Regions from separate parts of the Homo sapiens genome. Here regions 2, 3 and 4 are each linked to region 1. A link is a loop called in an ENCODE intact Hi-C map of the cell type or tissue named here. Cell type or tissue: IMR-90. All regions are shown on one strand.

What was found. A loop is a pair of places that touch in the nucleus more often than their neighbours do. Peaks named below come from ENCODE experiments on the same cell type or tissue, not always from the same donor. Only the 100,000 strongest peaks of a DNase experiment are listed, where the experiment ranks them.
Region 2: it touches region 1 in a loop (26-fold over the local background); 14 of 110 quality-filtered maps call a loop at or near these places.
Region 3: a loop joins it to region 1, with 15 times the contacts of the local background. A loop is called at or near these places in 14 of 110 quality-filtered maps.
Region 4: it touches region 1 in a loop (15-fold over the local background); 18 of 110 quality-filtered maps call a loop at or near these places.

Annotation. Positions count from the first base shown.
Region 1 is chr2:203,906,669-203,914,668 of GRCh38, forward strand. No RefSeq gene overlaps it. Among named protein-coding and RNA genes, the nearest start is that of ICOS, 26 kb to the right of the region's middle. In IMR-90, a CTCF peak has its summit at 3,201 (motif pointing left); DNase peaks (open chromatin) are centred at 2,653 and 3,163; H3K4me3 peaks cover 339 bases; H3K27ac peaks cover 671 bases.
Region 2 is chr2:202,570,169-202,578,168 of GRCh38, forward strand. No RefSeq gene overlaps it. Among named protein-coding and RNA genes, the nearest start is that of FAM117B, 61 kb to the right of the region's middle. RefSeq lists an enhancer at 6,535-7,439. In IMR-90, a CTCF peak has its summit at 3,854 (motif pointing right); a DNase peak (open chromatin) is centred at 3,883.
Region 3 is chr2:202,584,199-202,592,198 of GRCh38, forward strand. No RefSeq gene overlaps it. Among named protein-coding and RNA genes, the nearest start is that of FAM117B, 47 kb to the right of the region's middle. In IMR-90, a CTCF peak has its summit at 4,613 (motif pointing right); a DNase peak (open chromatin) is centred at 4,643.
Region 4 is chr2:203,220,790-203,228,789 of GRCh38, forward strand. NBEAL1 (neurobeachin like 1) reads left to right here. Exons shown (of 56, transcript NM_001378026.1): 56 at 1-4,405. Among named protein-coding and RNA genes, the nearest start is that of CYP20A1, 14 kb to the right of the region's middle. In IMR-90, a CTCF peak has its summit at 4,827 (motif pointing right); no DNase peak of the experiment used is centred here.

The DNA of each region.
Region 1 (8,000 bases):
AAAAATAAAATTTATTAATAAAAAAACAAATATACAGAAACATTTGGGAAAGTAAGAGGATCTTAACGGCTATTCACACTTTCTTGTGCAAAAGTTTGGGAGGGTCATTTTTTCTCTACCTACGGGGAAAATAGCTTTGATTGTGGGTAGAAAAAAGAGGAATATGGTAATTTTAGTGTTTGGAGGAATGTAATAGCACTAAACTTGGGGAGGTAGAAACTAGTAGGTTGTAGGTTGTAAGGAAGGTAAAACGGTACCAATAATTTTTGCCAATTTAAAAATGATAACCAAGTGTACTGGTTAATTTTATGTGTCAACTTGACTGGGTTAAGGGATGGCCAGATAGCTGGTAAAACATTATTTCTAGGTGTCTCTGTAGGTTGTTTCTAGAAGAGATTAGCATTTGGGTTGGTAGACTGAATAGGAAAGGTCACCCTCACCAGTGCAGATGGGTGTCATTCAATCCATTGAGGGCCTGAGGAGAACAAGGAAAGGCAAATTTGCTCTCTCTGAGCTGGGGCATCTATGTTCTTCTGCCCTTAGACATCAGTGCTCCTGGTTCTTGGGCCTTTGTACTTAGACTGGGACTTATATCATTGGTTCCCCTGGTCCTCAGGCCTCCAGATTTGAACTGGTACTATACCATCAGCTCTCCTGGTTGTCCAGCTTACAGATGGCATACTGAGATTTTGCAGACTTCATAACTGTGTGAGCCAATTCCTATTATAAATCTCCTTTTGTATATCTACATATATCCTATTGGTTTTTTTTCTCCAGGGATCCCTAACTAACACACCCAGGGTTGGTCCTATGTGGTATGAAGGCAGTGCTGTGTTGATATATGTAAGTGTGTGTATAGATATGTTTTTAATAACATTATTATCTGCATGCGTAATTTTGTGTCTTCCTTTCTAAAGTTTTCACCTTATACTTCCTTTTCTTGTGTTGTATGAACCAGAACTTCTAGAGTAATGTTGAATAACAGAGAATGATAGTTGGATTCCTAGCCTTGTTCCTGATTTTAAGGTGAACATGCCCAGAGTTTTAATGTTCAATGTAATGCTTACTTTTGATTTCTGTTAATAATCCAGGATTTAAATGACACACCCATAACAATAAAGTATACTAAGAACTTTTATTAGAAATGGCTATTGAATTTCATAAAATGTCTATTAATTAGTCAAAATTAATTCATTTCTATTTATTATAACTTTTGCATAAATTTCATAACTTTTTATATGTACATATACTTACACACGTGCATAGTTTTTGCAGATGCATAAATGTGTGATGTATGTACTTTTTACATCCTTATCCCACCTTCTCCCATATCCCAGATTAACAACCTTAAATGTATCCTTCTGTACTTTTCTGATAATAACGTATTTCTTTATATATGTATATTGTATGCACACTTTTGCATTTTGCTTTTCTCCTTTAACAATATTTCGTGGAAATATCTCCAAGTTAAACAGATGTTACATTTTGGTCCTGCCCTGCTATTTATTAACTGTATGTCCTTGAGTAGGGTAAGTAAGTTTTCTGGCACAAGTTTTTCTACTTAAGAGGACAACTATTCCTTTCTCCCAGGACTACTGTGAGAACCAAATGATATCATATATATAAAGCACTAAACATGGAACCTGGCAAATCGTAGGCTCTAAGCAAGTGTTACCCAATCTCATATCCAGTACAGGGAGGGCAAACCTTTGTCCTTTCCCATTTGGCAGTTATGGCCTCTGGGCTGAAGATTTGTAACTCTGCCAATGCCTGAGCACCTGTGGAGGGTCTGGAAGGATCCCTGGGTGTTGGTTTGGTTCAGAGCAACAGTGGTGGAGCCCCATGACCTGGTTTTGAAACCATGCATCATCACTTCCTAGCACGGACAACTTTCTAAACCTCTCTGTGCTTCCGCTTCCTCATTTGTAAAATGGGAATAAGAGTACCTGTCTGTTACTCCTATTGTGGGTGTAATGAAATCATCCATGTGACACACTTGGAGCAGTGCCTGATACATTGAAAGCCCTCAATGAGTATAAGTGAGTGAAGTGACAGGGCACAAGATTTGAAATCAATTGGCCGAGCGCCACCATTTTCTGGCTGTTGGACTTTGAGCAAGTTATTATTGCCATCAAAAGTAATTGCAAAAACCACAATTACTTTTGCACCGACATCACACAAGCTGACTAGATCCCAGTCTTCATCTGTGAAATGGGGCTAATCCCCACTTTCAAGCACTCCTTTGAGAGCAAATGAAGGTTATGAATGAAGGTGGTGCTCAGAGCAGGCTGCTTCCCTGCCAGGGTTATAGTCCAGCCAATGGACTGAATGTGCTTGGCTGTCCTAGGACTGTACCCAGCCTTCATAATTCTCTCAATTCCAAACACAGGCCTGCCAACGAACGTTTAGAACCCAAGTTCACTGTGAATTGGGACATGCCTGCATCTCATCTGTCCATTCTCTTCAGGTGCTGGGGTCATGCTTTGCTCTCAGCAGGCATTACCACTTCATTTTGTTTCTTTCCTGTAAAGGGGAATACATATTTTATTTAAAAGTTACTCATCTTGCTCTCTGGGGCATGGACCTATTGCTAGTTCAGTAGGCTTTGTAGGATGACTGTGATGTGTGTTTACAGTTAGAGGAAGTGGGAATGGGACCAAGATGAGGACGATGTATATGAATTTCAGCTGACTTTCTTGCCCTCTGCAGGCTATTGCAATCCTCCAAGGACATCAGTTTCCTTTTCAAATCTCTGCATGGAAACTCTCTCACTTCCTTCCTTCTAAAGCAAAGCTATACACACACACACACACACACACGCACACACACACGCACACACACACACGATAAAAATAAAAATGCAGCTTTCCAGGCAGGCATCTCCTTCAATGCAAACACAAAATCCTCTCAAGAGAACAATTCATGGGGCAGACATCATCACATCAGACAATTTGTCCATCTCTTCTTGCTGAGACTTACTTGCTACTGTTGGCAGTACGGTAATTCAGTACGTTTGCTCTAAGCCTGTGCATAAAACTGTTTAAAAAATTTAAAAAAAAACCTTGTCCCTTACACTGCATTGCACGCATGCCTATGGGGCCAGTTCATGATTTATTTTTATTTTTTTTCAGAAAAGAAACAAAAGCATTTGCACAGCTGTGGGTTTGGGGAATTAAGTATGATTCAGCAGTACCCTCTCCTGGCCTCTTTGGGAACTGTAGAAAGCTCTGAGGTGAAGGAATCTTGGGATTTCAGAGGAGGAAACCCGTAGAAATAATTGGTTTCTTTTCTTTGTAATCCATAATAATATGAGATATCGCACTCCCACCTTATTCAAGGATGTTTAGTTTCATGAAACATTTCTCCATATTTCAGTAAATTGTAATAATCCTGTTACTTTTTATAAAATTTTTTGGCAACCCAAGTGAACAAATAACCGCATTTCTGTGCATGGTCTCCGGAGTCATTGGAATATTCCATCCGGGCCACACTTCTGCCTGTATCCATTTAGGTGGCACAATTCCAAGAAGTGGTGCCCAGTTCTGCTCTTTTATTGAAGAAGATTCTGTCATTCATTGACTGGAGTGAGTATCGATGAACAGAACAAGTTCTGTGTTCAACCACAGGCAGTTCCATTTTGAATCATTTTTCCATGCTGTGGATACCAAGTATTTGTACTATGTGTAAAAGGAATTAAGCTGGCTAACTTCAAGGAGATCAAATGCTCTGTTTTCTCTATCAGACATTCTGAATAATTAAGTGTTATCTTATATCCCTTACATAAATGACCGAGCTTCCCATACCTGGAACCTAACCAATTTTGTAATTTGCACTAAGGTGATACTGTTTTCTTCCTTTGGTGTCTGAAAAGGCACATCAGGGTCATTATCAGTTTTTTAAGGAAAACTGATAATGTTTTGCTAAAATAGGCCGAAGTGCTGCTGATTGATGGAATCCCCAGAGCAGAGCACTGATTTTTCAAAATTAGTAAATAAAAACACTTAAGCAGTTGGGCCAATTGGAGAGCACGTGCATATGATGGAAAAATAGGGAGTCAAATAAATGGATTCCAGCCTCTGCCACGTGCTACTTTTTAAGCCTTAGATTTCTTTTTTCTTTTTCTTTTTTTTTTTTTTTTTGAGACTGAGTCTCACTCTGTCGCCCATGCTGGAATGCAGTGGCCCGATCTTGGCTCACTGTAACCTCCACCTCCCGGATTCAAGCGATTCTCCTGCCTCAGCCTCCTGAGTAGCTGGGATTACAGGCACTCACCACCACACCCGGCTAATTTTTGTATTTTTAGTAGAGACGGGGGTTCCACCATGTTGGCCAGGCTGGTCTCGAACTCTTGACCTCAGGTGATCCATCCGCCTTGGCCTCCCAAAGTGCTGGGATTACAGGCGTGAGCCACCGTGCCCGGCCAAGCCTTAGATTTCTTATCTGTAAAATGGAACCGCTATGAGGATTAAATGAGACAATGTGTGTTAAATTCTTAGCACAGTGTATAGAAGCTTACTTAATAAACATCAGTTCTCCCACTCTGTGTCATGCAGGAAAAGAGAGAAAAGTTGAAACAGTTTACAGTTGATAAAGCTTGAGTTGTGGAATTTGAATTAACTCAGCAGTCCCCAACCTTTTTGGCACCAGGGACCGGTTTCATGGAAGACAAATTTTCCACGAATGTAAGGGGTTGGAGGAGGGATAGTTTTAGGAAGAAACTGTTCTGCCTCAGATCATCAAGCACTGGATTCTCATAAGGAGCGCACAACCTAGATTCCTCGCACGTGCAGTTCACAATAGGGTTCCTGCTCCTATGGGATCTAATGCCGCTGCTGATCTGACAGGAGGCGGAGCTCAAGGCAGCTCACCTCCTGGTGTGTGCCCGGTTCCTAATAGGCCTCAGACTGGTACCTGGGGTTGGGGTCCCCTGAATTAACTGATAATGTAACTTTTAAAAGTGTAGTGGTGCCGGGCGCGGTGGCTCACGCCTGTAATCCCAGCACTTTGGGAGGCCGAGGCGGGCGGATCACGAGGTCAGGAAATCGAGACCATCCTGTCTACGGTGAAACTCCGTCTCTACTAAAAATACAAAAAATTAGTCGGGCGTGTTGGCGGGCGCCCGTAGTCCCAGCTACTAGGGAGGCTGAGGCAGGAGAATGGCTTGAACCCGGGAGACGGAGCTTGCAGTGAGCCGAGATTGCGCCACTGCACTCCAGCCTGGGCGACAGAGCGAGACTCCGTCTCAAAAAAAAAAAGTGTAGTGGTTATAAGCATGGGCTCTGGAATTCTCCTGTGTTTAAATTCTAGATCTTCCATTTAGCAAGCTGTGTGAGGGCCTTACGCCACTTAAACCCTCTTTACCATCTCAGGTTCCCCAGTTGCAAAGCAGGGATGATAGGAACATCTACTTTATCGGGTTGTGTGAGGATTAAATGATTCAGCACATGCAAAGTGTTTAGAAAAGAGTCTGACATAGAGTAAGCTCTCGATAAACATTTGGTTCATTAGTATTAAAAGGTTTTGAAATAAAAAGGGTCTGGAAAATATCGATGATTAAATCCATATATTTTGTTATGAACATGTTCTTTTAAGTCACATGCTTATTATTTTACCTGTAGTATGGTGTCAGCCAGCGCTGTCCAACTGAATTATAATGTGAGGCACACATGTAATTAAAATTTTTGTAGTAGCCACATTAAATAAAAGTAAAAATCACTAGTAACAAGACATATTGACATCATGAGCCCTTTGATAGAATGATCTGAGAAGGACACTTCCGTCTGTGATTTCTCTTGCCAAAAATGCACACACTCATTCCAATCATGAGAAAACACTACACAAACCTAAATTGAGGGACATGGTACAAGATAACAGATCAGTGCTCTTCAAAAGTGTCAAGGTCATGAATGCAAGCAAAGACCGAGGAACCATCATAGATTGGAAGAAACTAAGGGGACATGACAACTACATACAACGTGGTATCTTGGGTTGGATCCTGGGGAAAAAAGGACACCAGTGGAAAAATTGGTGAAATTTGAGTACACTTTGTAGTTTATACTAATGTATCAATGTTAATTTATTGGTTTTGATCATTGTACTATGGTTATGTAAGATATTAACTTAAGGGAAAGCTAGGTGAAGACTGTGGGAACTTACACAATTTTTCCTTTAAGTTGAAAATTAGTTCAAAATAAAATAATTGAAAAGTTAAAAAGAAATAAGTGAATTTAAATATTTTATTTAATGCAATATATCTAAAAATTGCTTTAATATGTAATCAGCATAAAGTTATTAATAAGAGATTTAAAAATTTTGTACTGTCTTCAAAAATCTGGTGCATATTTTACATTGTGCATCTCAGTTTAAACTAGCCACTTCCAAGTGCTCAGAAGCCATGTGTGTGCCAGGGGCAGATGCAGTGGTGAGGACCTCATCCAGGGACCCAGTGACTCCTTGACAGCATTTTTCCGGGTTGGCTCCTTTCCTGACTCTGGTTCTCGTCCTGCCCCCATAAAGCCTTAGTACTCCCAGAGGAGATTAGCCTCTTGGAGGGGTGCTCAGATTAAATTCTGGTAACACTGGTGGCTGGTCTAAGAAAATAATGTCTTAATTTATTAAGAGCATGGTGTTTTCTATGAAATAAAATGCTCATAGACCCAGCAGTTTCTAAAATGTGAGATGGGTAACACCTGTTTTTGGAGGTCTAAGGAAAAATGACTTCAGGTGTTACTTGGATATGGCATTAAATAACATTCACTTACCAAGTGAAAATATTTTTTCTCATTTCGATTCTCTTTTTTTCCTTTAGATTATATTAAAGACCTAGACTCATTTAATGTCTCCCTAACACACTAGGATATATATCTATATGTAGATCTATATCTGTCTCTTCTCTGTTATTAGGATCTGGATAGAATTTAAGGTATTGTTTCTGTTTTATTTATTTTTGTCATTACCTTTTATTCATGGCAAATAATATTGGCTTTCCATTCAATTACTGATATGAAAGTTTTACAATTTATTTAAAATAAAACATAAGGGCACATTTATTAAAAATACAATTATTAAGATAATCATAGTCCAAGCGGCACTGGAAAATAGCAAAAACAAATAATTAACACCAAAAACAAAGAAACAAAAATCATTCAGGGACTATGACAGTGTTTACAACTTGGGGAGATCAATTCTCAGTTTCAGAAATGTCCTCTCATAGAAGCCCCTAGGAAAACAAGCCTGGGTGTTTTCAATAAACCAATTCCCCCTCATTAAATCTTTCCCTAGTAAGATTGCATTTCTTCTCACAGTCCTCTTCTTCTGCTGCTGCTTTCTCTCTCTTCTCCTTTTACTTTATTTTTGTCCCTCTTGTCCTTTCTCTGCTCCCTTTCACTATTTCCGTTTTAACCTCCCTCCCTCTGGCCAAAGTTCGGCTCTCCTCACCCACCAATCACACTGCCGGCCTCTAACTTTGGGCGTAGTACGTCTGACCAATCAGAGTGCAGCATCTGCCACCTTGTGCTTGCGACTGACGTTTTCACAGGACCTGTGTACACACAGGACATTTCCCTGGATATTTTGGAATCCCTTCACGGTTTCTTTGACAATGTTGGTGTCAATTTCTGGGCAATTGGAGGGTACTATTCTCTGTTGAAGGAAACTTTCCCATGTCATTCTACCCTTGACTCCCTTGGACCAGACAGGTGGAGTTTCCAGGTGCATACGGTTCTCGCTATTTTATGCACTGATGAGGCAGTAAATGAAACTTCCAAAATCTGGTTTGCGTAATTTATGCCTTTGAAAGGCTGATATTATTGCATTAAATTCTGAGGGCATTTAGGAAAAACACTGCCACTGAAACTCTAAATAAATATATCCAACACAGCAATTTGAAAATGATTTGAGGGAAAGTAATTACTCGGTTTCCTTCTCTCCCACCATCGTTATGGATGGAGTTTGACAGGAAGGAAAGCTTTAACGGAGTTTTTCTCACTAGGAGGTAACAT
Region 2 (8,000 bases), 1.3 Mb before region 1:
AAGTGAAGACAATATTTGAAGTGACCAGAAGTAAGGGAGGACATGGACTGGAAATAAAACAGACAAAGTGGATCCAAACAGATAGTATAATTTTTGAAAGCCAGATCCAAGTGTTTGGGCTGCTGTCATAGACAGTAGGGAGAACAAAGTTTCTGAGGAAGGAAGAAGCTTGATAGAAGCAATGTGACGAGGTTTGGACTGACAAGTATGCAGGATAGATTAGAAGGGGAGGGATTGCACTGGGGACATGAGAGAAACTACAAATAAAATGCAATTTCCATTGTGACCAGTAAGTCCTATTTTCAAGGAGCATCAGAAAAATTTTTTTGAACATCTAATGTGTGGCAAATACTATTCTAGGAGATAAACAGCCCTGCTCTCAAGTTGCTCACAGTAGATTTGGAGAAAATTATAGTACAAATTCAATTGTTATGGAAGTGAAAGCCCAGGATGTTGTGGGAGTACATGGCAAAGATACTTAATCCAGTCTTGCTGAATTGGGTAACTTTTTGATAACTATGATGACTGTCAAAATGTGAATAAGAATTAAGAGATGAGCAATGACTCTCTAAGCAGAGTTACAGTATCCACAAAGCCCTAGAAAGCTTGAGAGGGTAGAGTTTTTTCAGGGGGATGAGAGGACATTCAATGAGAGTAGGATATGAGATGTTATATGGAAGGATGGAGAGAGATGACTACACACACAGCTATTACAGAGGGTTAGCATGCTGTTCTTAGAGTTTGAACTTAACCTAGAAGTCATGGAAGAATTTAAACAATGGGGTTTCAAAATAGGTAACTCAGTTGGTAGTATATAGGATGAATTGAGAGGAAGGGAGAAACATAGAAATACATATACCTGGCCGGGCCTGGTGGCTCACACCTGTAATCCTAGCACTTTGGGAGGCCAAGGCAGGAAGATTGCTTAAGGCCAAGAGTTCAACACCAACCTGGCCAACAAAGCAAGACCCTGTCTCTATTAAAAAATAAATAAAAAAGAAAGAAATACATAGAACGGTATGGTGCTGGTGAGAGATAATGAAAGCCTTAAACCAAGGTAGAGTCAGTGATGGCAGAGAAGAGGGAGCAGATTGGGTCTGGGTTAAAGAGAATCAGTAGGACCCAGTGAACCATTAAGATGAGCATTGGAGAGAGAAAGACTGTTAACTTCAGGGTTCTAATTTGGAAAGGGAGGTTAATGAAAAATCTCAGGGAATGTGCAGCTGACAAAGGGTCCTGCCTTTATAAGTTTTAAAAATAGAAAAATTTTTATATATTGTCTTGTTATTATATCATGTGTTCAAATTTTTGGTTCCGAAAATATAGGTAGACAACTTTCACCTATGGTCTCTGCAGAAATGCTTCAAGAATTGAGCCTTCCCTGGGTAAGTCACTCAGAAATTCAGTTCAATCTTTTTAAATGAATGTGTTATGAGACCAACTTGTTGCACACAGCATTTGTACTAGGAAATTTTGATGAAGTGGCCCTGTGCCTGTACTGTAAAATGAGCATGGAAGCTGGGTGCGGTGGCTCACGCCTGTAATCCCAGCACTTTGGGAGGCCGAGGTGGGCGGATCACCTGAGGTTGGGAGTTTGCGACCAGACTGACCAACATGGAGAAACCCCGTCTCTACTAAAAATACAAAATTAGCCGGGCGTGGTGGCGCATGCCTGTAATCCCAGCTACTCGGGAGGCTGAGGCAGGAGAATCACTTGAACCTGCAAGGCAGAGGTTGCAGTGAGCCAAGATCGCGCCACTGCAACCTCTTGTACTCCAGCCTGGGCAACAAGAGCAAAAACTCCATCTCAGAAAAAAAAAAAAAAATGAGTATGAAGAGCAGCCTTAAAAGGAAAAATGTGTCCTGAAATGGTGGGTGCTGGAAAGATGGAGAGGGGGTTCTATCAATTGTAGATATGTGATCTTCCAAGGACAGCTCCCTTCTCTTGCCCAGTGCTTCCCTTTCCCATCAAGTCCTCAACTAGCTAACTTTCCAACCCTGGAGCTGTTCCATTCCTGTCTACTTACTTAGAAAAGGTGACAAAACCTCAAAACTATTTCCTATTCAAGGAAACAAGCATCCCTTATTTGTATGTATGTTTAATTTTTTTTTTTTTTTTTTTTTTTTTTGAGACAGAGTCTTGTTCTGTCGCCCAGGCTGGAAGGCAGTGGCGCCATCCTCCCGAGTAGCTAGGACTACAGGCATCCGCCACCATGCCTGGCTATTTTTTTTTTTTTTTTTTTTTGTATTTTTAGTAGAGATGGGGTTTCACCGTGTTAGCCAAAATGGTCTCGATCTCCTGATCTCGTGATCCTCCCACCTCGGCCTCCCAAAGTGCTGGGATTACAGCCGTGAGCCACTGCGCCCGGCCTATTTAAGTTTTTTTTGAAATTGTGATAAATGGGACAGATAAAAGGGAAGTTTTCCTTTGTTACCAACTTTTTCAATGATGATTGAACTAATCAATCGTTTATATAAAATGTCATGGAAAATATGCTTAAATTCCTAAGGAAAAAAATATTTAAGGAAATGCATTATTCTCTTTATATGTCATGCGGAACTTCAGAACTACTATTTTTTTTAAATAAACATTTTATTGGCCAGGCGCAGTGGCTCACGCCTGTAATCCCAGCATTTTGGGAGGCCGAGGCAAGTGGATCACCTGAGGTCAGAAGTTTGAGACTAGCCTGGCCAACACATAGTGAAACCCCATTTCTGCTGAAAATACAAAAATTAACCGGGTATAGTGGCATGCGCCTGTATTCCCAGCTACTTGTGAGGCTGAGGCAGGAGAATCGCTTAAACCCGGGAGGCAGAGGTTGCAGTGAGCCAAGATAGCGCCACTGCACTCCAGCCTGGGCGACAGAGCAAGACCTTGTCCCCCCCCCCAAAAAAAAGAAAGAAAGAAAAGAAAAGAAAGAAAGAAAAGAAAAGAAAGAAAGAAAAAGAAAAAAAAATTTTTTTTAGTAAATTGGCTTATCCGTGACACTTGGTGATGCCATCTAGAAGTCACACCTCACTTTTAGAAAAGTAAAATTTTTTTTATAAAGTAAGTAAAAACTACTACATCTCCTTGTCTTAACTTCCACTACTCTTTCTTAGCTGAGTTTCAAAACCCCACTGTAACCTTGGTCTTCCTTTTTTTATATAGTTTCTCCCTTCTCCAAGCAATTTTATACTTTGCTGCAAGTCATCTTTCTCAATGCTCTTACCAGCACACCGGGTTCAACCTACTCAACCTCAAATTCCAAGTTTCCTACCATATAGTAGCCATGTACCTTCCCAAACGTATCTTACTCTATCTCTACTTCACACTTTATTAAGCTGCTTATATATTTCCTTACTAAATTGTCAGCCTTTTGCATCAGGGAGGGAGTCTTAACAGTTTTTTCTGTTCCTGAAGTACCAATATATAATTTAATGCTATTATGATACCAAAATAGTCTTTTTATTTTAAAGTGCATTCTCATTTAACCTCTATTAACCAGGCTTCTTAGTCCATCTGAGTCACTCAATGTGCTGGAAAGTAATTTAACTGCAGGCAATTTATTTAGTTATTCTGTGAGATTTGTGCACATCTTTCAGGTTAAAAAGGACAAAATAATAAGCACTGAGGGAATATATGAATGTGCAATATATACAGAGAACTTTAAATGAGTACCAGTATTACCTGCATTCAACACCATGGTTTCAGAAAGAGTGAAGGTAAGTTTGAAAAATAGGTCTTTCTTCAATGCTTTTACTTTTTTGTTTTTTGCTACAGTGTTTCTATTCCTTACTTTTTCAATTATGTTAATAAAACACTAAAATCACCATTTCTCTGGTGCTCAGGGGCAAGTCTCTGCACCACCTTGACCACTAGGTGGCTCTCTCGTTTCATGTTCTAGTAACTGGGGGCCTCTTCATTCTTTTCAAAGGATAGGTATCTCTGTTGTAGAATTTGGTTCATAACATTTTCTTTTCTTTTTCTTTTTCTTTTCCTTTTTTTTTTTTTTTTTTTTTTTTTTGAGGCAGAGTCTAGCTCTGTCACCCAGGCTGGAGTGCAGTGGCACCATCTCGGCTCACTGCAACCTCTCTGCCTCCCTGTGGCTCAAGCAATTCTGCCTCAGCCTCCTCAGTAGCTGGGACTGCAGGTGTGCGCCACCACACCTGGCTAATTTTTGTATTTGTATTTTTTTTTTCATTTTTCAAGACAGTGTCTCACTCTGTTGCCCAGGCTGGAGTGCAGTGGCACGATCTCAGCTCCCAGGACCTGCAACCTCCACCTCCCAGGTTCAAGTGATTTTTTGTGCCTCAGCCTTCCGAGTAGCTTGGGTTACAGGCGTGCACCACCATGCCCAGCTAATTTTTGTATTTTTAGTAGAGATGGGGTTTCACCATTTTGGCCAGGCTGGTCTCAGACCTGACCTCAGTTGATCTGCCCACTTCAGCCTCCCAAGGTACTGGGATTATAGGCGTGAGCCACCATGCCCAGTCAACATTTTCTTACTGATTATGAATACTTAGTAGGACAGGCTCTGTAAACACCATTTAAAGAGTCCAGTGCTTTCCATGGGCTGAGAAGGTTTGGGCTTGGCAGAAAGCCTACTGGTAACTCCTCTCCAGGACAATGCAAATACCAAAGCCAGGCCTGAATAAGCATGACTCTGCTACCTTATGACTTCACTTTCGTCCCACAGTAAAATATAATTTATAATTTCTGAGACATCAGAAGAGGTGTCTGTATAGTCATTCAGACATTTTCATGGAACCCTAACATTTGCCAGGATTCTATCAAAGTTTAGCAGAGTTCCATGAAAGCCTTTTATGTGCAAAGTTAGGCTTTAGGGTTTTAAAAAACCATTATTGACTTTGGCTTTCTTTTTGGTTTTTTGTTTTTTGGAGGGGTCAGGGTCTCATTCTGTCACTCAGGCTGGAGTGCAGTGGTGTGGTCACAGCTCACTGCAGCCTTGACCACCTGGGCTCAAGCAATCCTTCTGCGTCATCCTCCCAAGTAGCTGGGACTATAGGTGCATGCCACTGAAAGTTGTGAAGCCAGCTGGGCTTCTGTGTCGCTTGGAGAACTTTTGTGTCTAGCTAAAGGATTGTAAATGCACCAATCAGTACTCTGTAAAAACGCACCAATCAGCACTCTCTAAAATGGACCAATCAACACTCTGTAAAATGAACCAGTCAGCACTCTGTAAAATGGACCAATCAGCACTCTGTAAAATGGACCAATCAGCAGGATGTGGGGAGGGCCAAATAAGGGAATAAAAGCTGGCCACCTGCGCCAGCAGCGGCAACCCACTCCAGTGTCCTTCCACCCTGTGGAGTGTCTCTTGTTTTGCTCTTGGCAATAAATTGTGCTGCTGCTCACTCTTTGGGTCCGCACTACCTTTATGAGCTGTGATACTCACTGCTTCATGCCTGCAGTCAGCAAGACCGCAAACCCACTGGAAGGAGCAAACAACTCTGGAGGCACCGCCTTAGGAGCTGTAACACCCACTGCTAGGGTCTGTGGCCTCACTCCTGAAGTCAGTGAGATCACGAACCCACCAGAGGCAAAAAACTCCGGACACATCTGAACATCTGAGGGAACAAACTCCGGACACCATCTGTAAGAGCTGTGACACTCAGCGCGAGGATCTGCGGCTTCATTCTTGAAATCAGCGAGACCAAGGACCCACCAGAAGGAACCAATTCCGGACACACCACCACACCCATCTTATTATTGTTTTTATTTGGTAGAGTTGGGGGTCCCACTCTGTTGCTCAAGCTGGTCTCAAACTCCTGGGCTCAAGTGATCCTCCCACCTCATCCTCCCAAACTGCTGGGATTACAGGATCAGTGAGCCACCAACCTCAGACAACTCTGGCTTTCTTGATACTTAATTTTTTAAATAGGTTTAGTCAGTACAGGTGCTATTTTGCTACACGAATATATTACATAGTGGTGAAGACTGGGCTTTTAATGTACCCATTGCCCAAATAGTGTACATTATACCTATTAAGTAATTATTCATCAGTTACCCTCTTCCCACCCAATGTCTATTATTCCACTTTCTGTGTCCATGTGTACACATTATTTAGCTTCTACCCAGAAGTGAGAGCATGCTGTATCTGACTTTCTGTCTCTGAGTTATTTCACCTAAGATAATGACCTAGTCTAGTTGCATCCATGTTGCTACAAAAGATAAGATTTCATTTTTATTTATGGCTGAGTAGTAGTCCATGGATTCCATATCTTTGTTATTATGAATAGTGCTGAGATAAACATACAAGTGAAGATATCTATTGGTATAATTTTTTTTCTTTTAGGTAGATACCAAGTAGTGAGATTGTTGAGTTGAATGGTAGTTCTATTTTTAGTTCTTTGAGAAGTCTCCATATTGTTTTCCATAGAAGTTGTACTAGTATACATTTCCACCAACAGCGTATAAGTGTTCCTATTCTCCACATCATCACCAACATCTGTTGGTTTTTTATTTTTCAATAATAGCTATTCTGACTGGTGACACATTGTGTTTGTTTTTTTTGTTTTTTGTTTTTTTTTTAATGGAGATGGGATTCTTGCTGTGTTGCCCAGGCTGGTCTTGAACTCCTGGTCTCAAGCAATCCTCCCACCTCATCCTCCCAAAGTGCCAGTATGATCATTGTAGTTTTAATGTGCATTTCTCTGATAATTAGTATTCTTGATTATTTTTCATGTTAGTCACATGTATGTCTTCTTTTGAAAAATGCTGATGGATGTGGTGGCTCATGCCTGTAATCCCAGCACTTTGGGAGGCTGAAGCAGAAAGATCACTTGAAGTCAGGAGTTCAAGACCAGCCTGGCCAACATGGTGAAACCTCCTCTACTAAAAACGCAAAAATTAGCCGGCGTGGCAGCAGGCGCCTGTAATCACAACTGCTTGGGGGGCTGAGGCAAGAGAATCACTTGAACCTGGGAAGCGGAGATTGCAGTGAGGCGCTGAGTTGGTGCCACTGCACTCCAGTCTGGGTGACAGAAGGAGACCCTATCTGAAAGGAAAGAGAGAGAGGGAGAGGGGAAGAAAAGAGGGAAAGAGAAAGGGAGGAAGGAAGGAAGGAGAGAGAAAGAAATAGGGAGGAAGGGAGGGAAAGAGGAAGAGAGGGAAGGAGGGAGGAAGGAAGGGGGGAGAGAGAGAAGGAAGGAAGGAAAGAAGGATGGAAGGAAGGAAAAGAAAGATGCCTGTTCATTTCCTTTCCCAACTTTCTAATGGGGCTATTTGTTGATGATGTTTTTTTTTTCTGGATGAGTTGTTTGAATGCCTTGTAGATTCTGGATATCCACCCTTTGTCAGATGTATAGTTTGCAAATATTTTCTCCCATTCTGTAGGTTGTCTCTCTCTCTCTTCCACTCCCCTCCTCCCTCCCCTCCCCTCTCCTCTCTTCTTTTCTTCTCTTTTCTGACGGGGTCTTGCTTTGTTGTCCAGGCTGGAATTTAGTGGTGTGATCATGGCTCACTGCAACGTTGACCTCCCTAGGGCTCAAGTTATCCTCCCACCTCAGCTTCCCAAGTAGCTGGAACTGTAGCCATGTGCCACCACATCCAGCTAATCTTTTAATTTTTTTGTAGAGACAGAGTCCCACTGTATTGCCCGGGCTTGTCTTGAACTCCTAGGCTCAAGTGATCCTCCCTACTCAGGTTCCCAAAGTGCTGGGATTACAGACGTGAGCCACTGCACCTGGCCAATTATTTACTTTGTTGTGCAGAAGCTTTTTAGTTTAATTAGGCCCCATTTGTCTACGTTTATTTTTGTTGCATTTGCTTTTGAGCAAATAAATTTCAAAATTCTTTGCTTAGGCCAATGTCTAAAAGAGTTTTTTCTTGAGAACGGGCCAGGATGACAATGGCGGCCTTGTGGAATAGAAAGGCGGGAAAGGCGGGGAAAAGATTGAGAAATCAGATGGTTGCCGTGTCTGTGTAGAAGGAAGTAGACATGGGAGACTTTTCATTTTGTTCTGCACTAAGAAAAATTCCTCTGTCTTGGGATCCT
Region 3 (8,000 bases), 1.3 Mb before region 1:
AGATGCTTCTCTCTTGCTGCTTTTAAAATTTTTTTCCTTCCTAGTGACTTTGGATAGTCTGATGGCAATATGACTAGTTGAGATTTGTCTTGCAAAGTTCAACAAGGCATGTTGTTCTCTGAGCTTTCTTTAACCTCTCAGTCTTTCTTTATGTCTAAGTCTCTAGCAAGACTGGGGAAATTTTCCTGAATTATTTCCTCAAATAGGTTTTAAAAGATTTTTACAGCTGGGTGTGCTGGCTGACACCTGTAATCCCAGCACTTTGGGAGGCCAAGGTGGGTGGATCACCTACACACCCTGTGATACTATTCGTAATATCCTAGGGGGATGTTACTCCTAATGTGTACACCATGTAATATTATAAATAACATCCTAGGAGGATGTTACTCCTAATGTCACAAGGGGTGTACACACTGTGATATTATTCATAATATACTAGAAAAATATTACTCCTAATGTCACAGAAGGTGTACGCTTGTGATATTATTCGTAATATCCTAGGGGAATGTTACTACGAATGTCACAATGGGTCTACACCCTGTTATATTATTCATAGTATCATACTGGGATGTTACTCCTAATGTCACAGGGGGTGTACTTCCTGTGGTATTATTCATAATATCTTACGGGGATATTAGTCCTAATGTCACAGGGGGTTTACAACTTGTGATATTATTCATAATATCCTAAAAAGATGTTACTCCTCATCTCACAGGGGGTGTACACACTGTGATATTATTCATAATATCCTAAGGGAATGTTACTCGTAATGTCACAGGTGCTGCACACCTTATGATATTATTCATAATATCATAGGGGGATATTACTCCTAATATCACAAGGAGTGTACACCCTGTGATATTACTCCTAATATCACAGAGGGATGTTACTCCTAATGTCACAGAGGGTGTACACCCTGTGATATTCTTCCTAATATCCTAGGGGGTTGTTAATTCTAATGTCAGAGAAGGTGCACACCCTGTGATGTTATTTGTAATATCCTAGGGGAATGTTACTCTTAATGTCACAGGGGAAATACTCCATGTGTGTACACCCCCTGTGATATTATTTGTAATATCCTAGTGGAATGTTACTTTTAATGTTACAGGGAGTGTACACCATGTGTGTATACCTCCTATGATAATATTCATAATATCCTAAGGGGATATTACTCCTAATGTAACTTAAGGTGTACACCATATGTGTACACACCCTGTAATATTATTCATAACATCCTTGGGGATGTTACTACTAATGTAACTTAAGATATGTACTATGTGTGTACACCTCCGTGTTATGTTATTCATAAAAACCTCTGGGGATTTTACCTTTAATGTCTCACGAGTTGTATAATGTGTTTACAACCCTTGTGATATTATTCGTAATATGCTAGGGGATATTATCCCTAATATTTTGGTGGATGTCACTCCTATGAAACGGGTTGTACACCATGTGTGTACACCACAGGGGGTGATATCATTCCTAATATCCTACAGGGATGTTAACTCGTAATGTCACGGGGCGTGTACACCATGTGTGTACAAGCCCTGTGATATTATTCATAACATCCTAGGAAGATGTTAATCTTAATGTAACTTAAGGTGTACAACATGTGCGTACACCACCTGTGACATTATTCCTAACATTTTAAAGGGACGCTACTTCTTTTTTTTTTTTTTTTTTTTTTTTTGAGACGGAGTCTCGCTTCGTCGTCCAGGCTGGAGTGCAGTGGCACGATGTCGGCTCACTGCAAGCTCCGCCTCCTTGGTTCACACCGTTCTCCTTCCTCAGCCTCCCAAGTAGCTGGGACTACAGGCACCTGCCACCATGCCTGGCTAATTTTTTTTCTGTATTTTTAGTAGAGACAGGGTTTCACCATGTTAGTCAGGATGGTCTCAATCTCCTGACCTTGTGATCCGCCCGCCTTGGCCTCCCAAAGGGGATGTTACTTCTAATGTCACAGGGATTGTATACCATGTGTGTACATGCCCTGTGATATTATTCGTAATATGCTAGGAAGATGTTTCTCTTACTGTCACAGGAGGTTTACACATATGGTACCATCTATGTACACCCCCTGTGATACTGTTTGTAATATCCTAGGTGGATGTTACTTCTAATGTCACAGGGTGTGTACACCGTGTGTGTACACCACCTGTCATATTATTTGTCATATTCTAGTGAGATGTTACTCCTAATATCACAGGAGGTGTACACCATGTGGGTACATGCCCTGTGATATTATTCGTAATATTCTAGAGGGATGTTACCCCTAATGTCACAGGGGATGTGTACACTCCTTGTGATATTATGCATACTATTCTAGGGGAATGTTATTTCTAATGTCACAGGGGATGTCCACCGTGTGTGCACACCCTTGTGATATTATTTGTAATATCTTAAAGTGATGTTACTTCTAATGTCACAGGAGTGACATCCCCATAGAATATTACGAATAGCACTGGCGGTTTACACACATGGGGTACACACCCTGTGACCTTATAAGTAACATCTCCCTAGGGTATTACAAAGAATATCACAGAAGGTGTACACACATGGTGTACAACTCCTGTGACATTAGAAGTAACATCCCCTTTGGGAGGCCAAGGAGGGCGGATCACAAGGTCAGGAGATTGAGACCCCCTGTCATATTATTCATAACATCCTAGGGGGATGTTATTCCTTTTTTTATTTTTTTATTTTTTGACGGAGTTTTGCTCTTCCACCCAGGCTGGAGTGCAGTGGCGCGATCTCAGCTCACTGCAACCTCTGCCTTCCGGTTTCAAGTAATTCTCTTGCCTCAGCCTCCCAGGGGGATGTTATTCCTAATGTCACAGGGTATGTCCATCATGTGTGCACACCCCCTATGATATTATTTGTAATATCCTAAAGTGATGTTACTTCTAATGTCACAGGGGGTGTACCCCATGTGGGTAAACCACCAGTGATATTATTTGTAATATCCTAGGGAAATGTTACTGCTCATTTCACAGTGGGTTACACGATGTGTGTACAACCTGTGATATTATTTGTAATATTTTAGGGGGATGTTACACCTAATGTCACAGTGGGTGTACGCCGTGTGTGTACACCCTGTGATATTAATCGTAATATTCTAGGAGGATGTTATTTCTAATGTCACAGTGAGTGTACACCATGTGTGTACACCCTGTGATATTAATCGTAATATTCTAGCGGGATGTTAGTTCTAATGTGATGGTGGGTGTACACACATTGGCCAGGCGCAGTGGCTCACGGCTGTTATCCCAGCACTTTGGGAGGCCAAGGCAGGTGGATACAAGGTCAGGCATTTGAGACCAGCCTGGCCAACATAGTGAACCTCCGTCTCTACTAAAAATACAAAAAAAAAAAAAAAAAAAAAAAAAAAGCCAGGCTGGTGGCGGGAGCCTGTTGTCCCAGCTACTCGGGAGGCTAAGGCAGGAGAATCACTTCAACCTGGGAGGTGGAGGTTGCAGTGAGCCCTGATTGGGCCACTGCACTGCAACCCAGGCGACAGTGTGAGACTCCATCTCAAAAAAAAAATCCAAAAATTAGCCAGGTGTGGTGGTGCATGCCTATAATCCCAGCTATTTAGGAGGCTGAGGTATGAGAATGGCTTGAACCCAGGATGTGGAGATTGCAGTGAGCCGAGATTATGCCATTGCACTCCAACCTGTGTGACAGAGTGAGACTCCATCTCAAAAAAAAAAACAAACAAAAGATTTTTACTTTTTCTTATTCTCTCTTAGGAATACCTATGATTTATAGGATTGGCCACTTTACATATTCCCATATTTCTTGAAGGCTTTGCTCATTTTTAAAAATTCTTTTTTCTTTATTTTTGTCTGACTGGGTTAAATTAAAAGACCTGTCTTCTTCTGCTAAATTTCTTTCTTCTGCTTGGTCTAGTCTATTTCTAAGTCTTTCAACTGTGTTTTGTAATTCCTATAATACATTTTTCATTTGCAGAAGTTCTGTTTTTTTAAAATATCTATCTTTTTAGTAAATTTTCTTCTTTTTTGTAAATTTTTCATTCATATCCTGTATTGTTTCTCTAATTTTTTCATGTTGTTTTTTTCACCTTTTCTTGGATCTCATTGAACTTCCTTACAATATATATTTTGAAAATTCTTTGTCTGTAATTTCAGAATTTTCATTTTGGTTAGTATCTTTTGCTGGAGAGCTAATGTAATCTTTTTAGGTTGTTGAAATACTCTGTTTTCTCATACTGTCAGACTTCTTACATTGGTTCTTTCTCATCTGGAGAATCTCTCACTACTTGTTTTTGAATTTACTTTTCATTGCATGGGACTTTTAAAAGAATTATCCCCTTCAAGGGTGTGACTGTAATGTATGTTGTGAATGGTTGTTTGGCTTCAATTCTGGGTGCTGTCAGGGTGCCAAAGTTCTGTATGAATTCCTTGGTTATAGTTAGCCTTTGTGCAGTGGCTTTCTCAAGTGCTGGTTGTAGTAACACTGTGCTGGGCATATTAGCAGGCTCACTACCTTCTGCAGAGCTGAGACTGTGGAGGTCTCAGGAAGCTTACCTGGTTCATAGCGCTGTGCACTTCGGTCAAAAGGTTTTGTATTGGGTTGTGCAGTTCCGTCTCTAGACCAGCAGGTGGCGAATACGGGTAAGAGCCAGATGCCCAGGGTGTGTGCGTGCTTAATCTTTGTTTACTGGGAGGGGCTGTCTGTTGTCTCAGGCGGTGGGCTGATCTGTGGGTGGACTGATCTGTGGAATGCTGGGTGCCCTGAGTTCTCTACTTACCCCAGGAAAGGAAGACGAAGCTGGGTGCAGCTGGACTGCTAAGCTCACCTTCGGATACCCCAATGACAGTGGAAGCACAAACCCTGATGAGGCTGGTCGGGGGCTTGTGGTGAAAAGCGCTGAGGTTTCCATCACAGGCAGAGAGGGCTGCACCAGCTCTATGTCCTGACCAAGAAGGAATGCCATCTGCCTCCCAATCACACCCCTGTCCCGAGGCTTTGTGACCCTGAAATAGGCAATGTCGTTTGTCTCTAGGCTGCAATATAGCTGAGGGCCACAGAAATGCCTGTCCCAGAGCCCTCCACTGAAACGGCTTCCCGTGGGAACCTCTTCCCTCAGCTGAACACAGACAACTTTGTGGCTTCGTTGATCTCTACTGCAGGAAAACTGTTGCTCCATGTAGAGAGGGAGAGGGGCCCTACTCTTCATGCAAGCCGGGCCTGGGGTGGTGGGAACACTGCCAGTTGGGGTGCACCCACCCCTAATAGCCCTGCATTGACCATCCATAGGCACACCTGTGCCAACCCCCCACAGGAACAGCCTGGCTATGTACACAGCAATGATTGTAGGGGAGAAGTCCCCCTCTCTGTGTCCCTTCTTGAGCACCAATGCTGCCTGCCCACTGGGGTTGAAACACACTCCTCCAGCACCACACCTGCCTCTGCTGCAAGGGGCACAGTCACCTTCAGTGCGCAAGCAGGGAGCTCTCAGGCACAGGAGACCCTGTACTCTCGTCTCCTTTGTCCCAAGGGGTGCTTTGGCACGGTGTACACTCCCTTCCCCTATGGACAGTTTGCCCTGAGGGTTACACCTCCAGCAACGCCACAGCTCCCCCTGGATCCCACTGGCCCTTTGTGGTTGCTACAGCCTGAGGAGGTGCAAGGGAATGTTTACAGGGGATCCAGTAATGCAGCAACACAAGGGCTGAGACTCCTTGGGCAGGACAGAGGCCCTCAATGGGTGCACAACCAGTATGGCACCCACCACCTCAGCTCGGGTCTACGGGCAGGGTGAGCAATCCTGCATGAGCTGGCAACCTGGTGCTCTGCCCGCAAGAAGTTCTCAAATCACTGCTCATACTGGTGCCAATTCAAGAGGGTAGAGGGGCTCTTCAACAGTTTGGAAACCAGCAGTCTGCTGCAGCAAGGGTGAGTGAAATGAGCTAAAAACATCCCCACCTACCCTTTCCACAGGACTGCAAGTCCCTTGGGTATTATCTCTGCCAAACTCTTGCTTCCCTCTTTTTTCTGTGCCCCAACTTCTTCCTGTGGGTTCTGTCACTCTTCGATCAGTATTCCACTTGGGCCATGATTATTCACCTTTGGTTCTTCTCTCTGAGGAGAACTGGCATCCAATGTTTCTAGTCAGCCATCACTGATCTTCCTGTTCCTCTTTCCCATATCAATTTCTACTCATGGCTGTTGGATATTTCATATTTCCTCTCCAGATCTACCCTCCCCTCTGCTCTCTGCTACAAGAAGCTGACTAGTTTGATATTTATTTATTTATTTATTTGAGACAGTGTCTCACTCTGTCGCCCAGGCTGGAGTGCAGTGGCACCATCTCGGCTCACTGCAAGCTCCACCTGCCGGGTTCACACCATTCTCCTGCCTCAGCCTCCAGAGTAGCTGGAACTATAGGCGTGTGCCACCACGCCCGGCTAATTTTTTGTATTTTTAGTAGAGATGGGGTTTCACCGTGTTAGCCAGGATGGTCTCCAGCTCCTGACCTTGTGATCCACCTGCCTCTGCCTCCCAAAGTGCTGGGATTACAGGCGTGAGCCACTGCACCCAGCCTATTTATTTTTTAAAAGACAGAGTCTCACTCTGTTGCCGAGGATGGAGTGCGGTGGCATGATCAGGGCTCACAGTAGCCTCAAACTCCTGGGCTCAAGTGATCCTCTCACCTCTGTCTCCCAAGTAGCTAGGACTACAGACACATGCCACCATGCCTGGCTCTTTTTTTTTTTTTTTTTTAAAGAGATGGGGTCTTACTATGTTGCCCAGGATGGTCTTGAACCCCTGGCCTCAAGTGATCCTCCCACCTTAGTTTCCCAAAGTGCTGGGATTATAGGCATAAGCATAATGCCAAGCTGATACTTAATTTTTTGAGGAAACAATTTCTAATTACTTTTTCTCCTTATTTTCTCTTCTCTGATACTTTCTACCTAAAAATTGCTTTCTTACATTCAGAATTGTTGAAGAGGCTTCAGTGTCTCTTTGTATATTATCATAATAAAAACAAACAGGTACTATTTTCCTATTACTATAAAGCTTTTTGAGTCTTTAATTTTTCATTAGGATTCCTCTAGATGGCCGGGCATGTTAGCTCATGCCTGTAATCCCAGCACTTTGGGAGGCTGAGGTGGGTGGATCACAAGGTCAGGAGATCAAGACCATCCTGGCCAACATGGTGAAATCCCATCTCTACTAGAAATACAAAAATTAGCCGGACGTGGTGGCATGTGCCTGTAGTCCCTGCTACTCAGGAGGCTGAGGCAGGAGAAATGCTTGAACCCAGGAGGCAGAGTTTGCAGTGAGCTGAGATTGCACCACTGCACCCCAGCCTGGGTGACAGAGTGAGACTCTGTCTCAAAAATAAAAAATTAAAAAAGATTCCTCTAGATGTATAAACTGACTGAAAGTTCTCCAGTTATAAGAACGTATATTGGAAGTTTTAGGTGGCAAGTGAAGCTACTGATAGCTGCTTTACTAAAGATGAACATGAAATAATGAGGAAAGGCTGGGCACGGTGGCTCACACCTGTAATCCCAGCACTTTGGGAGGCCGAGGCAGGCAGACCTGGGGACGGGAGTTCAAGACCAGCCTGACCAACATGGAGAAACCCCATCTCTACTAAAAATACAAAATTAGCTGGGCATGGTGGTGCATGCCTGTAATCCCAGCTGCCCGAGAGGCTGAGGCAGGAGAATCGCTTGAACCTGGGAGGCGGAGGTTGTGGTGAGCCGAGATTGCACCATTACATACCAGTCTGGGCAACAAAAGCGAAATTCCATCTCAAAAAAAAAAAATAAAAAAAAGGAAAGAATGAGACATGACTGTATCTATCCTGATAAATCAAAATACCTCCAAATAATCTGGGGAGTGCTAAAGTATCATGGATTATATCTGACTCAGCAATCAAATTTCAACCTATTGGGGTGATGGGGGGGAGGAAGTCCACCCTTTCAAAGGGATTTACGCAGAAATAGTTTATATTTCTCATCCCA
Region 4 (8,000 bases), 690 kb before region 1:
TAAAAATGAAGTTTGGCAAGTTGGTTTAGTCTTTCTTTTTAGCCTGTGAAGCTCACGTCTGTTATTAAGTTAATAACAAAATTAAAATCTGTTAACTTTGTTTAGGTCACAGTGCAGTGCATCCTTTTGTAGAAGAAAAAATACCAAGTGTTCATTCTGTCATTAGCAAGGAACACCAATGAGGTTTCTTTTTTTTCTCTATTTAGGGCATATTAAAATTATCCTTCAGAGTACTTGTATTGAAAATCAAGTTTATGCTTCTGAAAAGAATAAGTGGGCTCTCAGAATTAGAATTCAGATTTGACGGTTGAATCTTAAGACATTTTATATTTTGTGTGAAAAGGAGTGGTCAGGGGAAACTGTTAACTTGGATACCAGATTTTTATTTAATGATGATAGAGATATGACCTTTGCCTTTATGTATATTTTATATTGTTACTACTAAAGAGACCACTGAGGAAATCTTGTAATTGAACTTAAGGAAGTTAGCTCCTTTTATATATTTATAAAATGAGTAGCATTATCTTTACCACCTTTCCACTGAAAAGATGCAAGTCCTAGGACTATATTAAATATAAATATTATATTATTAAATAATATATGTAATATGGGTGTCTGTTGGGGTTATGTGTGTGTAAAGATTGGTCTTTTCAAATATGTATATTTAAACCTGTCTTCTGGAAACAGGTTCTTGAACCTATCTTTAGGATACAGTTTTTGACTGGGATATAAGAAATGAAACATGTTTGTTTGTTTCCTTTTTGTTTGTTTGTTTGCATCATCAGCCATACTCATGGCTTATCCTACGCATTGTTCCTCTCATCAGCTGAAACTGTTTCTCCCCAATAAGTGAGCAATCTTAAACATTTTCATCACTCTTTAACAAAATCCATTCTCAATATTCTTTTTGCTGAATTCGTATATTGTATATGCTCAACATATTATTTGTTTTAAACTTGACTCCATCCAGAGCATTGTTCTATAGAGTTTTCCTGTATTTATCAGAGTCATGTGGTATTTTTCTTGATGACCTTAGGCAACAATATAGTGTTATCAGTCATCATTTTAATATGATTTAAAATGTGGACCACAGCCTGCCTTCTTTAGTTTAAATCTAGGCCAAGCATGGTGGCTCATGCCTATAATCTCAGCACTTTAGGAGGCTGAGGCAGGAGGATCACTGGAGCCTAGGAGCTCAAGACCAGCCTGGGCAGCATAGTGGGCTCCACCTCTACAAGACATTAAAAAATTAGCCTTGTGTGCTGGCAAGCGCCTGTAGTCCTAGCTGCTCGGGAGGCTGAGGCAAGGGGTTTGCTTGAGCCTAGAGATCAAGGCTGCAGTAAGCTGTGATTGCACCACTGCACTTCAGCCTAGGTGGCAGAGTTAGACCCTGTCTCCAAAAATACATTTTTTTAAATTTAAATCTGGCAGTTTCTAGGCCAGTGGTTCTTAATGGATATTACAGATCAGACTTCTCTGTGGAGTTTATAAATATACAGATATGTAGGCACTGCTTTGGACTTCATGAATCTCTTTGCTTGATATTCTTGGTATTAAAAAATTATGTCTGAGGATTATTATGTTATATCCTAAAAATTTTTCTGCATAGAAATTTGTCCATTTATCTTTATATACCAGATCCAATATTCAGACTTATTTGAAAATAGGCTTAATCATTATCCTGAGGGACATTTTGTCTAAAATTTGCTTGGAATGGCTTTATTATCTTTGTTTTGCCTGCCACAAAAACAACAAAATCTCCTTTCAATTGAGTTATTTTTATCATGAACTCTCTTTAGACTGTTCACATTTGAAAATTATAACTAATATTTGCCTCCAGAAAAGTACATCTGTTTGCTAATATTAGTTCCTGGTGACTTTCAGTGAACGTTTTGCAAACTTGAATTAGGCAACATTTTAAAGAAGAAAAAAACATGACTAACATGCTAAATTTAAAACATAAAAGTAGATCTCTTAGAGCCTTGAAGCTTGTAATCAATAGAATTTTCCTAATTAAAAAGCATTGGGTAAATTATCTACTACTTCCAATGACTTTTGCAGGTACAGCCTCTGTATGGAAATAATCTTTAATTTTTTATAGGTATAACAGAGAAGAACGCATTAACATTTAAGATGTTTAATTCCAAATAGGAAATAATTCAGTTTTCTGTGTTAAGAAATGTAAGGCCATCCTAGAGTATAGGAGTTACGTGATTTTCTTCTGTATAAAAATCTCATTTAATAGTGGCTGTATTATCAGATACTTATTTGATTATAGTAATTCATCAGACACATCTCCTTCGTTTGGTGATTATCTCATTGATCTTTGTCACACGTGAGTGATTTCTAAACACATTGCAGGATTTGGACCTGTAAAGCCAGTGGCTTTAGTGATAAGTAAAAGGGCACATTCAACAATATTTACCTTTGTCTTAATGCCCATAATCTTATGAACTGAAAATTCAGAAGGAAAAGAACAAATAGAAAGCTACTAATTCAATATTTGTTTTTCATGGTACGGTTTTCATGTTTCCTTGGAAACATATTTTGCAAATATAACAATAATAGTAATAACACAATTTTGTCATTTAAAAAATTACCCATTCATTTTTCAAACTTGACTGTTAGTGGAGGGGTATATGTGTGTCTGTGTTTCCACTTATGTAATGGCTGTCTCATTATTTAAATTAATTTATAATTATTTTTCAGTGTACAGAGTGATTAGCGGCTTGTAATGCTGTTACAATGTAGCATTGTAATGTAAGATGAAGAAAAATTAGGATTTAGGTGGGATTTTTAAAAATTTATCAATTCAGCTACTTTTTAAAAGAAGTCCTATTCCAATTGGACCTTTAAAATTTTTATTTTGGTAATATTTCAACTTAAGATGTATTAAAACTAGCAATTCTGTGGTAATCAGTGTACTAGTCAACATTAAAATGCTATTTTGGGTTGTCTTCTTTTGGTAACATATTCTGACACTAAGCAACATGTTTTACAATTTAGTGGGATGAACCTACAAATTCATAAATGCTTCTCTTTATTTTGAAGGAAAAAGATACTTGTCTGTATACGACATAATTGTTTTACTCTTCAGAATGTGAAAGTTATATTAATCACTAAACACTTTAAGAAGTGGTTCTGGTAGGATATCAGTAGTCAGACTTAATTGAAAAACTGTCAGCGTCTGTTTTGTATATAGGGATTAAAGAGGATAACTTTATTTTTTCCTTTGGAAAGAATAATTCTTTTGGAATTTTGGAATTTTGATTTTCTTAGATGACTTTTTAGCAATTTAATGATAATAATTTCTATTTTTCTTCCAAAACTATGGCATGTTATAGTAGATCTTACTATTAAAGATCTTTTATATTTTAAACTGTTTTTTTCCTATTCTGCTTTTTGCTGCTCTCAAAGACTGTGATTGATGAACATCACCAAACTTTTTTTGTGGCAAACTGCTTATTTTATAAGTAGCTTTATATAAGAAAACTTCTTAGAAAACTATGTGGCTGGTTGGTTCCATTTAGAAACTCTTAACAGGTATGGCTTTCATTCCTCCAGTTGTTTGCTTTTATAGACTTGGAGCAAAAAATATAGCAAAAAGTAATCATATCTGGCTAGATAGCCATTTCTCTCAGATTCATTGCTATAAAAATGAATCTACTGAGGCATAAAAATATGAAACATATTTAATTCATCTCTTTTGTCAGTTTTTCTGGGACTCCAATAGCATTTCAGTGTTATAGAGAGTGACAGTGACTTGAATGCATGTATATGCACATAGTCAATTCAGAGCGTAATAACTAAAAATTCAGAATGACTTGTTTTTTGAAAGTACTTGGAAATTGTGCTGCTACTTAAATATTGAAGGAATTCAGAAAGTTGTGTATTTATCTTAAAATGTTCCTTCTCACTTATTCTACTGGAATTGACCATGAAAAAGAAAATATTATGCCTTATTTATATCTAATTATTGACTGTGCAAACTGTGACTCAGTGGATATTTGTATGCCCCCCAAAAACATTTTAAAGCTGAGCAATTTTTAATAAAGATGTATAAATAATTTTGATTATTCTCATTGTAGTTAAGTTACTGTTAGTTTGGTGCAATACATTCTTTCCTTCCTCATCCTTTTAAAATTAAATATATAAGATGTATGTTTTGTTTTATTACATTAAGTGCTATTTTTAAAAAATTCATTGTGTGTATATGAGCTAATACTTGATTTGTTTCTGTATAGCATGATTAAAGATAATTGAAAATTTTGCACTTATTTTAGGCCCTTGGAAATTTGTATTCTAATACTTTTTAAGAATGTCCATTTATTTTGTACATAATAAATTAGCTTTGTATATGAAAATGGGTTTGAATCAAATAAAAAAAGTGATGTTACTTTCTTCAGTTGATTTGTAATTCTCAGTTCATAGAGTCTGATTAGAACTTATCCTTGGCTAAGTTATTTGGGTAGACAAGAGATTGAATACAGTATTTGTTAATTAGAAAATTGATCAATGTTTCTTTCTCATATGAGCAGAATTTCTTCTGTAGTCCTGTGTGCACAAGATACATGTCAATTGACTATTTTTTGTCATATGTAACAACAGATATTCTGCCTTTCACTTTAGAGCTACCTCAAAAACATTGTTACAGGCTAGGCACAGTGGCTCATGCCTGTAATCATAGCACTTTGGGAGACCAAGGCTGGAGAATAGCTTGAGCCCAGGAGTTCAAGACCAGTCTGGGCAATATAAAGAGACCCTGTCTCTAAAAAAATTTAAAAATTAGCCAGGCATTGTGGCATGCACCTGTAGTTCTAGCTTGAGCCCAGCAGGTGGAGGCTACACTGAGCCAAGATCACACCACTGCACTCCAACCTGGGTAACAGAGAAATACCCTGTCTCAAAACAAACATTGTTTTAGTTTTTCCCTTAGCAAATGATTATATGCCATAAATCTCTGTTTGTAGTTAACCAAATAATATATTAGGTTGAATTTTTTAAACCTACATTCTTTCATAATTATAATCTCTAGGGCCAGTCGTGGTGGCTCACGCCTCTAATCCTAGCACTTTGGGAGGCCAAGGCAGGAGGATCACTTGAGGCCAGGAGTTTGAGGCTGCAGTGAACAATGATCACACCACTGTACTCCAGTCTGGGCAACAGAACAAGACTCTGTCTCTAAAAATAAAATAAACCTTTTATCCAGTCAACTTTGACAATCTAAATGTTGACCTAATCCTTCTGGTTTTGTCAAGGTTAATAGAATCTAATCCATAATAAGACAGAAGCCAAACTCTGTTCCAGGTTCTTGTTTGTACTTTTGTCTCTAGATCCAGAATAACAAAACAACAGAGATGAACATGAACCTTTACCTACTAGCACCATCCATTCACTATACTACACTTTATTGAAGACACTTCATTAGAATTGGAAACTTCCTGCGTTAATTCATCTGGTAAGATTCTCAGTCACTGGACAATCAAAGCCATGTTAGTTACGTGCTTCATTAAGACTGCCTTGCTTTTGTAAAACAAGTTCATAACACCATTCCAAGCATCAAATAAATCTGTTTGTTTCACACAATGATACTGGAGCTTATATTTTCTTACCATATACAGTTGATCCTTGAACAACTTGGGTTTGAACTGTACAGGTCCACTTATATGCAGATTTTTTTTCAACCAAATACAGATCTAAAATACAGTATTTGACCTGGGAAACATAGACTCTTTCTCTACAAAAAAGTCAAAAATTAGCTAGGCACAGTGGTGCATAGCTGTAGTCCCAGCTACTTGAGAGGCTTAAGCCTAGGAAGTCCAGCTGTGTGATCACACCACTGCACTCAGCCTAAGTGACAGAGCAAGACCCTGTCCCCCAAAAATAAAAGAAAATACAGTATTCATGGGTTGTGAACCCCGTGTGTATGCAGGACAGACTTTTTGTTTTTTTGGGGGTTTTTTGGTTTTTTTTTTTAGCAGAGACAGAGTTTCACCATGTTGGCCAGGCTGGTCTTGAACTCCTGGCCTCAGGTGATCTGCCTGCTTCGGCCTCCCAAAATGCTGGGATTACAGGAATGAGCCACCATGCCTGGCCAATGAAGGGATTTTTTTAAAGGCATAAACCTATAAGGACAAAGAAAACAGGAGAGAAGATGATACAATTTGGGGAATTGGAAAATCAATGGATGAATGGTTAAAAAAAAAAATTCCAAATGGATGGATGAATACTTACAGGGAGCCTAAGATAAGGACAGTTACCTAACTTCAAATCTTTCCACATGTCCTCTTAAAAAACCATACAGATGAACAAGAAGAATAAATACAGCCTCAAAACCCTATGCCTTCGAGATATCTAGAAGACAAACAGTACAGACTTCAAATTAAAAATACAAAAAAGCCAAATTCCAGCAGAGCTATCTCAAGTTTCAACAGTAAACCTCTGCAGAAAGGAAGGTGGGTCCAAGAAAGCAGGGAGTAGGGAAATGGAGGGCCTAACATTGAGTTTTTTAAAAAGAGACTCCCAGAAAGAGAAAGGCCATCCTAAGTGCAAAAGTAATGAAAAGTGAAAGAATGTGAGTGGATCAGAGTACTGTATATTAAAAATGGACTTAGTGTGCAGGATTCGATGTGGCAGTCTCAGGAAGGCATTGTCTCTTGAGAAGAGTATAAAAATGTCCGGAGACTGAATAGTGAAGTGAAAGGGGAAAAGAGTGGGAGAAATTTATGATTTAAGATCCTACGGACAATAAAAAATAAATTGGGGCTGGGCACGGCGGCTCATGCCTGTAATCCCAGCACTTTGGGAGGCCAAGGCATGTGGATCACTTGAGGTCAAGAGTTCAGGACCAGCTTGGCCAACATGGCGAAACCCCATCTCTACTAAAAATATGAAAATTAGCCAGGCATGGTGGCACACACCTGTAATCCCAGCTACTTGGGAGGCTGAGGCACAAGAATCGCTTGAACCTAGGAAGCGGAGTTTGCAGTGAGCTGATATCATGCCACTGCGTGGGTCTGGGTGACAGAACAAGACTCCATCTCAACAAAAAAGGAAAGAAAAAAATTGGAATATGTATAATCCCATCCCTCACCCTCACCCTCACCCCCACCCCCACCCCCACCAAAAAAAAACTAAAACTAAGCTATTGTCTCATGAACAAAGATTCAAAAATCCCTAAGGGAATATTAGCAGGTCAATGCTAGCAATGTGTAAGAAGGATAATGCATTATTACGGTGATGGTTAATATAGTGTGTCAAATGATTGGGCTAAGGGATTCCCAGATAGGCGGTAAAACATTATTTCTGGGTATGTCTGTGAGGGTATTTCCAGAAGAGATTAGCATCTGAATCAGTAGATTGAGTAAAGGAGATGTGCCCTCATCAGTGTGGGCAGGCATCATCCAATCTGTTGACGGCCAGGATAGAACAAAAAGATGAAGGGCAAATCCCCTCTATCTTCTAGAGCTGGGACATCATCTTCCACCCTGTGATGTATGTTAGAGCTTCAGTTTCTTGGGCCTTCAGACTTAGATTGAACTACACCACACCATCTACTGTCCTGGTTTTCCAGCCTACAGATGGCATATCATAGGACTTCTCAGCCTCCCTAACCTCATAAGCCAATTCTATTGGTTCTGTTTGTCTGGAGAACCCTAACACAATAACCAAGTACAGTTTACCCAAGTAATTTAAAGTTAGATTAACATTTTAAAATTAAGGCTGGGCATGGTGGTTCATGCCTGTAATCCCAGCATTTCGGGAGGCCAAGGCAGGAGGATCACTTGAGCCCAGGAGTTTAAGGCTGCAGTGAGCTATAACTGCACCACTGTCTCCTTTTTTTTTTCTTTCTGAGACAGAGTCTCACTCTGTCGCCCAGGCTGTAGTGCAATGACGCGATCTCGGCTCACTGCAACCTCTACCTCCTGGATTCAAGTAATTCTCCTGCCTCAGCCTCCCGAGTAATTGGAATTACAGGCGCCCGCCACCAGGCCTAGCTA